Regions from separate parts of the Homo sapiens genome. Here all the other regions are linked to region 1. Evidence: chromatin loops called from intact Hi-C (ENCODE). Cell type or tissue: PC-9. All regions are shown on one strand. Region 1 overlaps FGGY (FGGY carbohydrate kinase domain containing). Region 2 overlaps FGGY (FGGY carbohydrate kinase domain containing). Region 3 holds the start of LOC124904192 (a long non-coding RNA gene). Region 4 overlaps FGGY (FGGY carbohydrate kinase domain containing).

The links. Hi-C counts contacts between places; a loop is a spot of excess contacts. Peaks named below come from ENCODE experiments on the same cell type or tissue, not always from the same donor. Only the 100,000 strongest peaks of a DNase experiment are listed, where the experiment ranks them.
Region 2: it touches region 1 in a loop (5-fold over the local background); 4 of 110 quality-filtered maps call a loop at or near these places.
Region 3: a loop joins it to region 1, with 8 times the contacts of the local background. A loop is called at or near these places in 3 of 110 quality-filtered maps.
Region 4: a loop joins it to region 1, with 2.9 times the contacts of the local background. A loop is called at or near these places in 4 of 110 quality-filtered maps.

The regions. Positions count from the first base shown.
Region 1 is chr1:59,425,154-59,429,153 of GRCh38, forward strand. All of the region lies in intron 5 of FGGY (FGGY carbohydrate kinase domain containing), which reads left to right. Among named protein-coding and RNA genes, the nearest start is that of FGGY, 130 kb to the left of the region's middle. In PC-9, no CTCF peak of the experiment used is centred here; a DNase peak (open chromatin) is centred at 2,228; H3K4me3 peaks cover 1,287 bases; H3K27ac peaks cover 2,339 bases.
Region 2 is chr1:59,373,439-59,377,438 of GRCh38, forward strand. All of the region lies in intron 4 of FGGY (FGGY carbohydrate kinase domain containing), which reads left to right. Among named protein-coding and RNA genes, the nearest start is that of FGGY, 78 kb to the left of the region's middle. In PC-9, no CTCF peak of the experiment used is centred here; a DNase peak (open chromatin) is centred at 2,043.
Region 3 is chr1:59,498,409-59,502,408 of GRCh38, forward strand. The region is part of intron 6 of FGGY (FGGY carbohydrate kinase domain containing); the gene reads left to right. It overlaps LOC124904192 (a long non-coding RNA gene), which reads right to left and starts at 2,624. Exons shown (of 3, transcript XR_007066139.1): 1 at 2,545-2,624. In PC-9, no CTCF peak of the experiment used is centred here; DNase peaks (open chromatin) are centred at 1,003, 1,423 and 1,743; H3K4me3 peaks cover 1,169 bases; H3K27ac peaks cover 3,075 bases.
Region 4 is chr1:59,482,290-59,486,289 of GRCh38, forward strand. The region is part of intron 6 of FGGY (FGGY carbohydrate kinase domain containing); the gene reads left to right. Among named protein-coding and RNA genes, the nearest start is that of FGGY, 190 kb to the left of the region's middle. In PC-9, no CTCF peak of the experiment used is centred here; a DNase peak (open chromatin) is centred at 1,972; H3K27ac peaks cover 1,096 bases.

The DNA.
Region 1 (4,000 bases):
TACATTAGGCTCTCAATAAATGGTAAGTAAAAGCTGATATATAGGTATAGTGTGTCTGAAATACCTGGGAAACATGGATTATTTGGATGACGTAGTAACATTTGATTAAATTTGCATGATTATTATATTGGCACATAACAATTAGAATTATAATAGATTCCAGTATTTTTATGGCCTTTTAAGTGTGTTTTGGGGATTTCTATCACATTTCTTTACTTTTTTAACATTGGAAAATTGGAAATGGATATTTGCCCCCAAATTGTCTGATATATAGATCTCGCCCTTCCCATTACACTTGTGAAGGGAAGGCTTTTCTGGCAGGAGGAGCATAATGCGTAGAGGAGGGAAAGGGAAATGAGCTTTCCATTTTGGGAGAAAAATTAGAGCTACTCTTCCAGTGACAAACCGCATTGCCTGGCTTTCCTTCTGCAGGCTCTGCCTCATGCCTGTGTTCCTATAGACATTGGAGTTAAAGCTCTCATTCATGGTCATGATTCTCGCCTCTGTCTAATTCTTTTACTTTGTCGTGTACCATCTCTCCTTTTCCCACTGTTTTTTCCAGCCACCTCTGTTTCTTTTGGTTTCCTTGAGCATGTCAAGTTCTTTTCTGGCCTATGTTCTTTGAATTTACTGTTCCCTTTGACAGACATTCTTTTCCTCTGGCTCTTTTCATTTTTCAGAAAATCAGCTGACTCCTTACCCTGTGGTGGTATTGGAGCCAAATAATGGAATTGATTTTTCAGTGTTTATTCCACATAATTCCAAGGAATATGATTTTAAGAGTGTTCACAATTCATATTTTTTTTTAATTTTTGAAATTGAATAAGTTTCAAATACGAAAATTTAGGAACATGATACAAAACTTTTCTCTGTGCACCACTGGAGTACTGCTTTTGAAATCAATTCTCTCTGTCCTGGATTACCCTTAGAGCTCCTGTCTCCTGCATGGAGGAGGGTGGAGGGCATTTAACATGTCCATCTCTCACCCCATTCTACCTGAGCTTCCAGCACCACCACCTCTGGGCAGTTCCGCTTTTAGTCAGCAGCTCCCAGTTCCCATAATTTTGACTTCTGTCCTTGCTAGTCCAGAAGAAATGGCTCTTCTGGGATTGAATTCCTCCCTTTCCCCAGCAGAAATGGATTGGGGCAGAGGAATTGCGGAGCTCCATGGCATAGAGGGTCCTGGAAGGCTTGTCATTAGGGTATCCAGGGTGGGAAGGGGAGTGAAGGGAGGGGAAGGAGGAAGGAATTGAGTTGGGAAGAGTCAAGGAGGATGAATGAAGTTGCTGACTGATGTCTGGAATAACATTATTTCACCCTCAAAAATACCAGTAATTCAGGACTGAAAAATAAATTTCACAATATGTTTTAATTTCAAAAAGTGATAGTGTATTTGACATTCTTATCCAGCCTGGTCTCACCTCAGGAGTTCCCCCATTGGAGAGGCCATCCCTGAATTTCTAACTCACAGGCCTCCCCTACGTTAATATATTTATGTCCTCCTGGCCCTTGTTTACTTTTTACTTGTTTACTTTTGCTTTTGTTTACTTGTTTACTTTTGCTCCATGAAGTCAGGGACCTGCCTGCTTGCTCCGCAATCCCTAGAACTGTGTCTAGAACCTTAGTTGGTTGCAGTAAATATTTGTTGAATGGATGGATGAGATGGTTGTAGCAATCTAAGTTGCTTTGGATGAGATTAACACTGAAAAAAAAAAAAAAACTGGTTGCCTGCAATTCTGTCAGCCAGTCCAGGCAATGCTAATACAGCTTTGATTATTATGATCATGATTATTATTTTGTTTTGAAACCTTTTTCAGAGGCCAAGCATGCTGGGGACTTGAGGGACATAAAAATCTTTCAACTGATTATGCCACCTGCAAACAGGATAAGCCTGACTTTCTACCTCACCCACCTCTTGCTATCACAGATATGAATCAACGAACACACAAAAAAGGTTTTCAATTCTCCCTTTGGAAAGAGGGCACATTTAATATTCTGAGTCAGGCAAGGAAAGACTCTAGCCACAAAGACAGCTGGGAACTCAGGTCCATAGCAGGCACCCAGGACGGAGGTGAAGAGAAGGCGCCTCCCTGTCTGGTGACAGCAGCTGGGGCCCTTGCTGCCTCCCTCCCCACAAAAATCCAGTTGGGACCAGTGCATGCTGGGAATCTGCCTGCCTGACAGAAACAGATGGCCTCAGGTGGTGACTGATCTCTTGGTGACACTAACTGCATAGCTGCTGCTTTACTCATGACCGAATGAGACACGAGATGGCGGAGGTAAGAGTTGGTTACCTTGCCGTCTCCTCCTCAGCTGAAATGACTCACATTGCTGTAGCTTAAATTTCAGTCCAGGCTCTCTGGACTCGGGGAATTTCTTTTTGCTCATGCTCCTGAGAACCAGAGTTCTCCAGGAACATCTGTAGTCTCTGTCTTCAATCAAAGCATTTGAGAGATGCTTTATTTTTCCCCTTTCCTCTGTACCTGTCACAGAAGGGGGCCTGTCTGAATAAGATGGCACATAATCTGCTGAGTGCAGCAACCCCTCTGTGCAGCCTTGAGGAAGAAGACAAGGCAGTCAAAGTACCTTCCATCATTTCCTGGAAAATGTGTCGGTAGCTTGGAGAGGCAGAGTGGGAGATGGAAGTAACACTGCATGAGGAGTTAGGTGGTCTATGTTCAGGGGCCAGGGTTGTCACTTACTAGATAGGGGACCTTTAGCCAGTCACTTAACTCCAATGGCCTTCTGCTTCATATCATCTCTTATGTAGGGTGGTGGGACTGGATTAAGGACAGCAGATAGATTAGCTGTCAGTCTTACTGATTGGAAGTTGCTGTCCAGAGTACAGTATGGGGGATGGCTGGGAAGCCCATCTCAGCTAAGTGAGAAAGAGCAGTCAACTATTGGTATTTGCCAAGTGTGTGACAGTGGCACATCTGCCTGCTATTATGAGACTTGATGGTCATTTCTGCCTCTGTGGTTTTATGATTCCAAGTGTCCTGCAAGTGATTCTAGAGGGATCATGAAACATTTTCTGGTCTTAATAATTACTCAGGGATCTATTAACAATGGTGAGGAACATACTCACAACCAGACTTTCATTGAGAGTTTACCATATGTATATTATATCACTTAACCCTCATCCTTACGGATAGGGAGGCTCAGGCTCATAGTGATTAAATGACTTGCCAAGGTCACTCAGCTAATAGGTGATGGAGCTGGAATTCAAACTCTGGTCTGTCTGCCTCCAGAACCGAAGCGCTGAACTGCCACCCTATACTACTTCCCAGTTGGAGAATACCTCAGTACAGTAATTAGATGCCAGTGTGTATGGCTTTGCCTATCAGTACACAGAAATCAGAAAGGTGATTGAGAGATTCATTAATGCCTCCTTGCCCAGTTCTTTTGAGCATATCTTATTTGAGAAAGGTGCACGTGACCTTGGGTCAGTTTGTCTAACTCTGTCAGTCTCAGTTATCTTATTTGAGAAATGGGGCTATAGCTTTTAAGTTAATAATCCAGATAAAACATCCTATAGTGCCCCAGATGTCAGTAGCACTCAGTACATGTTCATATTATGTTGCCCCAAGGTCACGTGGCTGGGAATTGAGCTGAGGACTGCCCACCTCCGAAGTCTATGATGGCACCTTTTGGTTTTGGTACAAGTGAGTCCTGAGTGGACCACATGGCAGCATTAGAGGTGCTTTTGAATACGAAAGGTGGCGTGAGGATCCCTCTCACTTATGTCTGTTCTGTTGTCCAGAACTTAGTGAAAATCCTGGTCCTTACCCGCTAGAGTGAAAAAGGAAGGAAACCTTACCATTCTTTCTGTGTACCTTTCTCTGGCTGGGGCTTTCTCTGGTCTAGGTGTGCTCAGCAAATATGACAAGTAGCAGGCCACTCATTTTGACCACGCCCATGTGGCAGACAGCTTTCTTCACTTTCACGCAAATGAAGTACAAGACAATCACATGTATGGCTGCACTGAATGTAAAAGATT
Region 2 (4,000 bases), 52 kb before region 1:
CATGGATAGGAAGAATCAATATCGTGAAAATGGCCATACTGCCCAAGGTAATTTATAGATTCAGTGCCATCCCCATCAAGCTACCAATGACTTTCTTCACAGAATTGGAAAAAACTACTTTAAAGTTCATATGGAACCAAAAAAGAGCCCGCATCCCCAAGTCAATCCTAAGCCAAAAGAACAAAGCTGGAGGCATCACGCTACCTGACTTCAAACTATACTACAAGTCTACAGTAACCAAAACAGCATGGTACTGGTACCAAAACAGAGATATAGATCAATGGAACAGAACAGAGCCCTCAGAAATAACGCCGCATATCTACAACTATCTGATCTTTGACAAACCTGAGAAAAACAAGCAATGGGGAAAGGATTCCCTATTTAATAAATGGTGCTGGGAAAACTGGCTAGCCAGGAGAAAGCTGAAACTGGATCCCTTCCTTACACCCTATACAAAAATTAATTCAAGATGGATTAAAGACTTAAACGTTAGACCTAAAACCATAAAAACCCTAGAAGAAACCCAGGCAATACCATTCAGGACATAGGCATGGGCAAGGACTTCATGTCTAAAACACCAAAAGCAATGGCAACAAAAGCCAGAATTGACAAATGGGATCTCATTAAACTAAAGAGCTTCTGCACAGCAAAAGAAACTACCATCAGAGTGAACAGGCAACCCACAAAATGGCAGAAAATTTTCACAACCTACTCATCTGACAAAGGGCTAATATCCAGAATCTACAATGAACTCAAACAAATTTACAAGAAAAAAACAAGCAACCCCATCAAAAAGTGGGTGCAGGACATGAACAGACACTTCTCAAAAGAAGACATTTATGCAGCCAGAAACCACATGAAAAAATGCTCACCATCACTGGCCATCAGAGAAATGCAAATCAAAACCACAATGAGATATCATCTCACACCAGTTAGAATGGTGATCTTTAAAAAGTCAGGAAACAACAGGTGCTGGAGAGGATGTGGAGAAATAGGAACACTTTTACACTGTTGTTGGGACTGTAAACTAGTTGAACCATTGTGGAAGTCAGTGTGGCGATTCCTCAGGGATCTAGAACTAGAAATACCATTTGACCCAGCCATCCCATTACTGGGTATATACCCAAAGGACTATAAATCATGCTGCTATAAAGACACATGCACACGTATGTTTATTGCGGCACTGTTCACAATAGGAAAGACTTGGAACCAACCCAAATGTCCAACAATGATAGACTGGATTAAGAAAATGTGGCACATATACACCATGGAATACTATGCAGCCATAAAAATGTTGAGTTCACATCATGTCCTTTGTAGGGGCATGGATGAAATTGGAAATCATCATTCTCAGTAAACTATCGCAAGAACAAAAAACCAAACACCGCATATTCTCACTCATAGGTGGGAATTGAACAATGGGAACACATGGTCACAGGAAGGGGAACATCACACTCTGGGGACTGTTGTGGGGTGGGGGGAGGGGGGAGGGGGGAGGGATAGCATTGTGAGATATACCTAATGCTAGATGACGAGTTAGTGGGTGCAGCGCACCAGCATGTCACATGTATACACAGGTAACTAACCTGCACATTGTGCACATGTACCCTAAAACTTAAAGTATAATAATAATAAAAAAAAATCCACCTAGTTTTCATCAAAAAAAAAAAAAATGGCAGGGTGTGGTGGCATGCACCTGTGTTCCCAGCTACTCGGGAGGCTGAGGCAGGAGAATCTCTTGAACCCGGGGTGCAGAGGTTGCAGTGAGCTGAGATCGCACCACTACACTCCAGCCTGGCGATAGAGTGAGACTCCATCTCAAAAAAGAAAAAAAAAAAAAAAAAAGAAACAAACAAAAAAAAACTGCATGGGATCCTCACAGATGCCTGCTGGCATCTCAAGGTAAGGGATCAGGCTTCTGGAGACATTTCCTCTCATTCAGTCCTTATTCCTCTTTGCTGGCCTATCTCCAGACTTTTCTTTTGTAGAGAAAGCAGGGAATATTGCTATCTTCCCTTCTGAGACCATGTGCATACTTAAGAGTACCTCAGACTTCCCACAACATGTTATTTCTAGTTGCTCATCCCACAAATATTTGTTGAATTACTAGACAAACTGCTCAGCTTCATCTTCCAGTTCCTGTTATGTGAGGAGTACTTCAGAGGTTATAGAGGGCTTCCACATGTGTTATCTCCTTAGAGAGGAGAGGTTGGACTGGGATCTCCAGCTTTGATTGGTGACGGTTAGTGTGGTCTCAAAAAGAAAGAACGCAGGGACTCCTTGCTCCTCCTATTCCCAGTGTCTCTTTTTGGCAAAAGGCTTGAGTTCTTTGTGACATTCTACTTGGGTTCTGTTGTCCCACAGTGGCTGGCTGTGTGGCTACAGGCTAAAAGCTGTCGTTATATAATGTCTTTAATGACCACACACAAGATCTAAAGTAGTTTTTTTTTTTTTTTTTTTTTGCCTGAATTTAAGAAGATTGTTGTGCTTTGGCTTGAAGCACTGGTTGTTGCTGCGGTGGTTTGGCGGTTCATATCTGGTCACTGGCCTTTGATTTCTGGAACCTTTAGAAAGAGGCTGCCTTTTCTCCTCTCCCTGACCACTGATTGCTGAAACCACAAGACATATGGAAATAGATTTCAGGGACTAGCCAAAAGCCATTCTGGTAGTTTGATTCACATCGTCTCAAAGGCTACCATTTTCTGACTGTGGCTTGTTAGATCCTATACAGAGATACTACTAGTTCTTAGCTGTGTTAGGAATATTTAGTATCTTTAAGTTTTGCTTGATTTAACATTAACATCTTAGAATGGGCGTTCAAAGAGAAGTTTAGGGCAGGTCCCTTTCTAGACACAAGCTTTCACCTAGATGTTTAGGAAGTTAAAACAACAACAGTAACAGAGAATCAGCTTGATACTTTGCCTTTTAGATCTGAACTCTTTTGATATTGTTTTGATAGGGCCAGCACTTGGGATAGTACCGTTTATCTGCTGTAAATAGATGTTGGTGTTTATATAGTAGTGTTAGGGAAGCACTATGTAGGAGGAACTCACAGAATTCTGATAAAGGCCAGTTGTATATAAAATAGATATAATAATACCCAGGACTTTTGTGTTGCTCTAAGGAGATAACACATGTGGAAGCCCTTTATAAACTGAAGCACCCCTCACATAAGAGGAATTGGAAGGTGAAGCTGAGCAGTTTGTCTAGTAATTCAACAAATATTTATTGAGTTCCTACTGTGTGTTACCCTGCGGCAGGTACTGAAATATGCCTCTTTTGGAACTTCTGCATTGTTGCCTTTAGGTTCCCAGAGATACTCCTATGCTTATAATTCCTTTTATAGCTTTTTGGAGAGGGAGTAATAGAAACCAGGACATGGAAAGTTATCTGGATGGTAGGAAACCTTTCTTGCTAGTTCCTCTGTCTTCTTTACTATTCTGTTTTTGAAATTCTACCTCTTCAGGTGTTTGACAGAAAATGGCCACTTCATGCTTTTCAAGTTTATCTCACCTCCAGTTCCATTCATAGGCAGAAGTGAAATGGTTCCATTTGGGTCCTGATTCTAAGTTCTTGGGAGAAGAAATCTGGTTGGTACAACTAGGTCACATGCCTAAACCTGGTCCAACCAAGTGCTTGTAGTAAGGGGATGAGAGTTAAGTAGTTTCTGCTTGGCAGCTGAGGGTCCTCTCAGTTGGGGTGGAGAAGAGGAGACAATCATCCAATGTCATGGTGAACATGACTGACAAGATCCTTGACCTCACAGAGCTTATAGTCAGTCTGTCAGGAAAGAAAGACTTTTGTATTAGTCTGGTCTTACACTGCTAATAAAAACATACCCGAGACTGGGTAATTTATAAAGGAAAGAGATTTAATTGACTCACAGTTCAGCATGGCTGGGGAGGCCTCAGGAAACTTACAATCATGGTGGAAGGAGAAGCAAACACATCCTTCTGTATTTGGTGGCAGGAGAGAGAAGTGCAGAGTGAAAGCAGGGGAA
Region 3 (4,000 bases), 73 kb after region 1:
TTACCTGGGAGCTTTTAAAAATAAGAATCCTAGGGTTCCACTTTATAACATTGACCAGAAGTCAAGAATGGGGCCCAGGAATTGCTATTTTCAGAAGCTCCCTAGGTGACTCTAATGCAGGGCTCTTCATACCTTGGTGTGCGTCAAAATCACCTGGTGAGGGAGGATGGCTGGGCTCCACACCACAGTTTCTGCTTCAGTAGGTCTAGGGTGGGGACTGAGAATGCACACTTCTAACAAGTTCCCAAATGCTGTTCATGCTGCCATCCTAGCACTTGAGCATTTTTCCCAATATGTGTATGATCCCCCTCCCCCACCAACTGGGTGACGTAGATAGAACTTTAAGTGTCATTAAGTTATGTCATGTTTTGAATCTTTCTCTGCTCGATTTCCACGTCAACATGAGTGAGGGCTTCAGGGATTTTACTCCATCATTTTGGCTAAATGCCAACTTGGCAAATTCCACTCCTCCCCCGGAGGGACTGCAAATGCCAGTGTCCTCCTTCATTCAGGAGTGAGGTCATTGTCTGTGTGGTTAAAAGTGGACACTTTCTGCTGCTTCTGCTTTTGCACTGTAGTAGAAGTTTCAAGGAGCTCTATTTTACAGTTCCAAATTACCATCCCTCCCCTCTTTAATGCTTCCAAGATGGATAGTCTCTCACCATAGGTTAATGTTTAGATTTTGATCTCTATTTCTCAGCCCCCCAAATCTGGATGATCCTCTGGTGCCAGAGCTGTTGCATGTATCACCCCTGGACACTTTCTTCTCTGCTTGAACCAGAGAATAATTATATATAGTAGTTCCCCCTTGTCCATGGAAAATACCTTCCAAGACCCCCAGTGGATGCCTAAAAACATGGGTAGTACTGAACCCTATGTATACTATGTTTGTTTTTTTTTTTTTTTTGATCTGGTAACTGAGAGGATTACTAAGCGGACGACAGGGAGGTAGTGCCTACAGCATGGATTTGCTGGACAAAGGGATGATTCACATCCCAGGTGGGACCAAGCTAGATAACGTGAGAATTCATCACACTATTCAGAATGGTGTGCAATTTAAAACTTATGAATTGTTTATTTCTGGAATTTTCCATTTAATATTTTTGTACTAGAGTTGACCATGAGAAATTGAAACCATGGAAAGCGAAACTGCAGATAAGGGGAGACTGCTGTGCTAGAGTGCTATAGAGGATTTCATTTGGAAAAAAAAAGTTTTGGTCCTGGAAAAAAAGTTTAAGAACATAGTCGTATTCCATTTCTTCATATGTTTGAGATATTTCTGGCTTTGGTGAAACATAGGCTAGGAAAAGAACCTAACATCTTATTAGTGTAACTGAACAACAGTAACAGCAGACTTAGCCTTTCTTCCTTATGTGCAACATTACCTGTGACCTGACTCTTGAAACATAGCTGCTATTAAAGTACAAGTGAGTCATGCATAGCAGCTTCTCCTTGCCCAGTTAATTTCTCTGTAAAATCTTTACTCTCTTTTATTCATGTATATATATGTATGTGTGTGTGTGTAAATATATACATATATATGTTTGTATTTCCCTTTAAGGATTTCAAACACAAAGACCCTAGTCATTTGATTGTCTCTGTACTGTCGAATTTTGCCTACAACCCTGACTGTAGAGACACATTGTTACCTGTTTTCCATATTCTGTCTAGTAAATGCTTGGTTGTCAGGACAACGGCATAGAAGGTGGAAGCTCATTGATAACCACGTGAATTCTTTAAACAAATATGATCAGAGCAAATTCCAGGGTATGCTTGAAAGTAGATTTAAGGAAGAGCAAAGGTTTCAGACATATCCTTCCTTTTATAAACTTGATATTCATCTTTAAGGATCAGCAACAGTTGGAGTTACTCATAATTTTATTTAAAATCCTGAATAAAGATATCACCTTAGTTTTATGGTACGTTTGTCATTCCAGCTTGTTAGGCATGAGTGTGTTGTTACTGACAGAGCCCCTGGAGGACAGGCAGACACTGTGGTTCTCCATGGTCTCTCAGTACCAGGCACAGAGCAAGCACCCAATACATATTATAGGAATAAATGATCTCAAATCTTCACAGTGCCTCTTATAGATGGCTTTTATGATATATATCTGCAGAGAAACTGAATTCAGGGATTTTAAGTGCCTTTTTTGCAAGGCCCTTAAAGTTTGGGAAAGTAGGTGCATGGAATTAGAACTCAGATTATCCTGACTTCTAAGATCACACTCTTCATTGTAGCACACTGCCTTCTTGCCAAAAAAAAAAAAAAAAAAAAAAAGGAAGAAACATGTAAAAAGACAGACCATTTCTAAGATGAAATGTGTGCTTTTCAAAACAATAGCAGAAAACCTTCTTCAAAGGTAAAATAGTTGGAAATAGAAGAAGAAATAATATGTAATTTAGCGTTCGTTGAGGATAAGCAATTAATCCTGCCCTCCAGGGGTGAATTTATGTCTAGCCTATTTGCACATGAAAGTACAAGTTGGGCTTCATTTCTATGCAAGTAAGACATCTGGTTGGGAAGTGAAAAATTTTGTCAGTTACCTGAATCATGTTTGGTCTACATGATAGAAAAGCCCCTGATGTCTTCAGATCACCAGAAGACATTTGGCATTGTATAGTTAACACCAGATCCACTGACTGAGTGGTTCACCTGAGAGTTGCTGCTTGACATCCTGTAGATTCACCCATTGTTAGGAGGCTGTTACCATTTTGTAAGTCAGCAGTTTGCAAACAGTAGTCCAGACGAGAAACCAACGCTGGCCCTTGACAAAGTGTTCACTGGTGTGTGATGCAATAAATACATGAGGTCATAAAAGGAAGTGTATTTACCTTAAAAAAGAACATCCTTTATTTTGAGATCCTCTGCTTCCTATGTTTTTAGTGATACAATTTTGTGTCAAATAAATCCTCATTGTAAGATTTGGTTTTAATTAGTAAATGAGACAGGATAAAAAATTGAGAAACCTATATAAATCCCTAGTTTTCTTTATGTGATCTTTGTATTTGATTGTGAAAAAAAAAAGCAAAATTGTAGAAACCACTGCTTTAAACCTTGTAATATTTTTAGCACAATGACACCTAAAGTATTTTCATGTATTTCCCAAGTTTTCCTTTTCCTAGAAGTGGGGTAACTCTCCATGGTAGAACTGTTTGCATGGGTCTTGAAAGCATTGGACATCTTAACAGTCAAGTATTTTGCTGACAAAATAATGAATTTTCCTTTTGAAACAAGCGTTTTGTTCTTAAAATAACTCTAAAGAGAACACCTTCTGCACTTTTAAAGCATTTCCCTCTGAAGGCATGCCGTGGAGACATGACCATAGGGAGAAACTTTTTGTGCTAGAAAACTGAATTCCACCACTGTGAATTTTTTAACAGCTTTCACAGGTTCTGCAGTTTGCTCTCATGACCCCAAAAGCATATATCTCCACATGCTGTAACATCAAGGATCTCTCCTCAAGCTTTGTAAGCTCGGCCAGAATGAGCTGAGTACCCTCTGTGTGTCAGGCGATGTCCAATACACTGGGAATAGGGAGTCATAATAACCATAATTTTATCTGACTTTTGTCTAGCATTTGTCATGTGGCAGACAACATGCTAAAACACTTATTTGCATTATCTTGCTTGATTCTTATAACCACTCTGGGAGAAAAATAACATTATTATAGCCTTTTTACAGGTGAGGAAACCGTTGCAGGGAAGTTAAATCACTTGCCCAAGGTCACAAGCCCTGTGAGTGATAAAGCCACCACCATCCAAGCCTGTCCACCCCCTAACCTGAACTCCCAAGTGCTATGCTAAACCACCTGCCTCTTATGGATATATTATCTACAAAAAGAGCTCTGCCCTCAAGGCGATTATAATCTAAATTAGAAGAGGGAAGCACAAGGGAAAAAGCCATTATGTAGAGCAGAATGATGTAATTCCAAAAAACATGCTGTTGGATTGTAGAGGAAAGAGTGATTAATTATGATCTACCCAGGGAAGGCTTTTTGCA
Region 4 (4,000 bases), 57 kb after region 1:
CCTGATGTTTAGAACCTCCTGTGGGCTCGGGCTTGCCAGACACAAACCTAAAATGAAGCCTGTAGCCTTCATGGTAGCAAACTGTAACCTCAAGCACAATTATATGAATCATGGACAAATGTTTTCACTTTCAAGCAAGTTTTTGCCGCAGCAAAAATGACCACTTATCTAAGAGGCTGCATATTTATATATATATAAACAGTTTTTGGACATAAGAATCTTGACTATTATTTCCCACAGAGAATTACAGATTTATATATGTGTGTCTATGTGTATATATATGTGTGTGTGTGTGTGTGTGTCTGTGTGTGTATATATACATATGTGTGTGTGTGTGTCTGTGTGTATATATATATATATATAAACACCATATTCTGTGTCTTTTATATATAGTATCACTTGATTATTATAATTACCATGAAGTGCCATTGTTCTTCTCATTTTATAGGTGAGGAAACTGAAGCTCAGAGAGGTGAAATAACATCACAAAGCTAAGAGGTTGTAAATTTGGCACTTTTAAAATTATCTAGTTATTACAAAAGTTGATCTTCAGATCAACAAACTTAACTGACATTTCCTTTTTGGGCCCCATTTTCTACTCTGTGAACTGAGGAGGATTGAATTCAGTGATTCTCAAACCAGAGCATACGTCAGAACCACCTGGGGGGATTCTTAAAACACTGATTCCTGGGCCTGCTTAGAGTTTCTAAATCAGAAATTCTCTGGAGCGATTAAGAACTGGTGTTTCCAATAAGTTCCCAAGTGGTGGTTCCCAGCCACACTTTGAGATCCATTGGAGTAGATGATCTCTCAGTGTCTTCCAGCTGTTACATCCTGGAGGGTCAGCAACCTGCCATACTTCATTGGTGTGTGACCAAAAATACTGCTTCTTCATGGAGTGACTTTCCTACTACTTTTGCCAAGTTTGTTGGTTAGCCAGGAAAATTCTCAACATGAATGGAGGAAAATGCTGATGAAAATCACTCCTTCCTGTATTTATTAACTCATTTGCCAGACTAATATTTACTGAGTATACCCTTTGCAGATATTGTGCTACATACTGGAGATAGCACATGTGAAGATACTCAGCCCCTGCCTGCGAGATGCCTATCAACTATGGAGAAAACAGATGATTAATTTATTGTTATTACTAAAAGGGAAGTGCTGAGACCTATGAGAATAAAATACTTCTCTAGGATTTGTGATTATGACTTCAAACTTTTCCTAAACAGGACTATTTTCTACTGTGGTCTTAAGTCATAAATTGTCTATTCTCTGTATCTAGTTCGATTCTGTTCTTAGCTTTTTGAGGTATTTCTTTATTGGGACAGGTCAGTAAGTGGCATTTTCATTTATTTTTTACCAACCTAAGCATTTCCTTCCTGCCCTAGATGAAAACTTAGCTTTGTTCAAAATTTGCATTTTCATTTTTAGCCTATGGTGACAGTTTAAATCAACAGCAAAAGCAGAAACCCTTGTCTAAAGCAATTTCCTCACTGTTATTCCAACTTCAGTGAAATGAGAAGTCCTGGGGAGATGAATTCAGACTGTCTTCTCTACTCCCACCCCTTCTCCTAACAGTTTGGCTTCTTGAAAAAAAATAAAAGATGAAGGAAGCAGGGGTCTTGAAGGGAAGATGTCTACTGTAAAAAAAATAGGGAAAGGAAATAGTGTACTGATAATGGTTATCATTTGTTGAGTGTGCATTATATGCCAGGGACTGTCGCCAAACATTGTACATGAATTAGCAGGTAAACTTCCCCAGTAACCAATGAGGTACAGGTACCATTATTATCTTCCTTTTACAGATATGGAAATTGAAGCTCACAGAGGGTAGATAACTGTCCCAAAGTCTCATGGTTATTTGATGGAGGAACAGGAATTCAAAAGCAGGCCTGACTCCAAAATCTCATGCTTTTTACCAGTAAATTAGATCTCCAGTCATTTCAATCCCTGCATTTTTCATAGGGATGGTGCTGACTCATTTGGCTTCCTGGTTTTCTGACTCATCTCACTGAACAGGGCCAGATCCGATATGTCTTCTGCATTCTCCCTTATATCATCTTTCTCCCTGCTCCCTTTTCTATTATGGTCCACCTACTCTATCATCTTCTTTCCATGGGCCTTAAAGGAATACCTTCTTGTGGACTGTCTCTGTGATGCAGTAGAAATCTGGTAAGCTTGCCAGGGTGTAAAAAGTGCATTTGTTTAGGACTGTAATGTTTATTTGAAAGGGACTTTCAATCACAGACATGACTTTTTTATGAGCCTCATTATATATCCTTGTGATTGGAAAAATGCATCAGTAAATAATGCCTCCATGAAGAGTCACTCTCACTTGCATTATTTTAAAAGATTTGGTAATAAAAAGTACTCAGATTATTGATAATCCATAATTAATATGAAGTAAATAATGTGTGTTTTCAAATAAAATTCACCATGATAAGTGATGAGAGTATGGGCTTTTATATTTCTTTGTAAGTCAGAGACTTATAAAAGATAGGTTATCCATCACTAAGGAATATGTAGACACATTAATTTTAGCATTCAGTTTTTTTTCTCTCTTTTCTAAAAAACATGATTCTATTCTTCAAAAGAAAGAGTGGTTTTATTATTTTTCCAGCTCTTTAAAATGGTTCAAAAATCTTGGCCTGCAGACATCTTTTTAAAAAATCAATTTTTCAATAATTTAGAGTGAATCACACCCATAGGGGGGATGTGCTTTCAAAATAATTAAAGTAGAGGAGGCAGGATTATAGATCTTGAGAAAATGTGCTTGGAAAATGTCCTTTGATTTGTTGTGAACCCCAAAGCTTTGAATAAAATAGGATAGGACTGGAATCAACTTCTGAACTTTCTCACTAGCTAGTGGCATGTTACCAGTAGTCCAGAGAATGCTGAATGCCCATCTAATCTACACTGTCATCCCTTTTATTAACAAAACTTAGGCTTTTAGGGTACATCAGGGTCTTTCATTATAGACTACATTTCCCAGCTCCCTTTGCAGCTACACATGTTCATCTAAGTTTTGGCCAATGAGGTATAAGCAGATGTGTCCTGTGGGATTCCTGAGACGTCTCCTTTAAGGAGATCAGGCAGTGGCCATCCTCTTTCCCTCCCCTGGGTCAGGTAGATTGGCTGGTCAGGTAGGTTAGCAGTGACTTTGGATAAGGGGGACAGACGCCATACTCCAGGGATGGCAGAACAGTGAGCTTTTGTGGAACTTCCATACCAGCCTTGGATTCACTACCTCTGGACTTTGTTTGTATGAGTAGGAAATTTGTTTATTTGTTTTTGCTGTTGTTTTTGCTTTATTAGAAAATCACTGTTTTGTAGATTTGTAGCTACACTTAATCATAACTAATAAAAATGGTGACTCATAAGGTTTGGGAAAACAACAGTTAAATTAAGGTAGTAAGTTTAGCTATCATTATTGAGCACCTACTATTTACTAGGAACTGTTCTAAGATCTTTATTTGTAATAGCTCACATAACTCATTCAACAGTCTTTCTAAGAGACTTACCCCCATTTTACAGATGGTCAGTCACAGAGAGGTTAAATAACTTGCCCAAGATCATACAGCCAAGCCAGGAGTTAAAATCTTCAGTCTATCTCTTAAACTTTCTGTAAATCACTGTGATGAAGTGACTTGACAACATTCTAAAAACAAGTAAAACTGGACCTAAACTCCAACTTTTCCCTATGTAGGATACCTGTCTCCTAGACTTGTTGCTAATTATGTTAGTTGGCCTCTGGCACATCACTTAGAGCCCCTGTGCCTCAGACTTAACACTAATAAGAGGCATGGGACAATACCTCACCATTGTTTAGTATCCATTCTGAGCCTGGCACTGTGCCAGACACACAGATGTGTGAATGACAGCGCACCCAGAGGGAGACCATGCGTTGGTCAAGGAGACAAGGCCTGAACACTTAAGAAGAGCCAAGGAACAGCAAGGGAAATGCAGAACCACAATGTCACTACATCCAGGAGGGTTC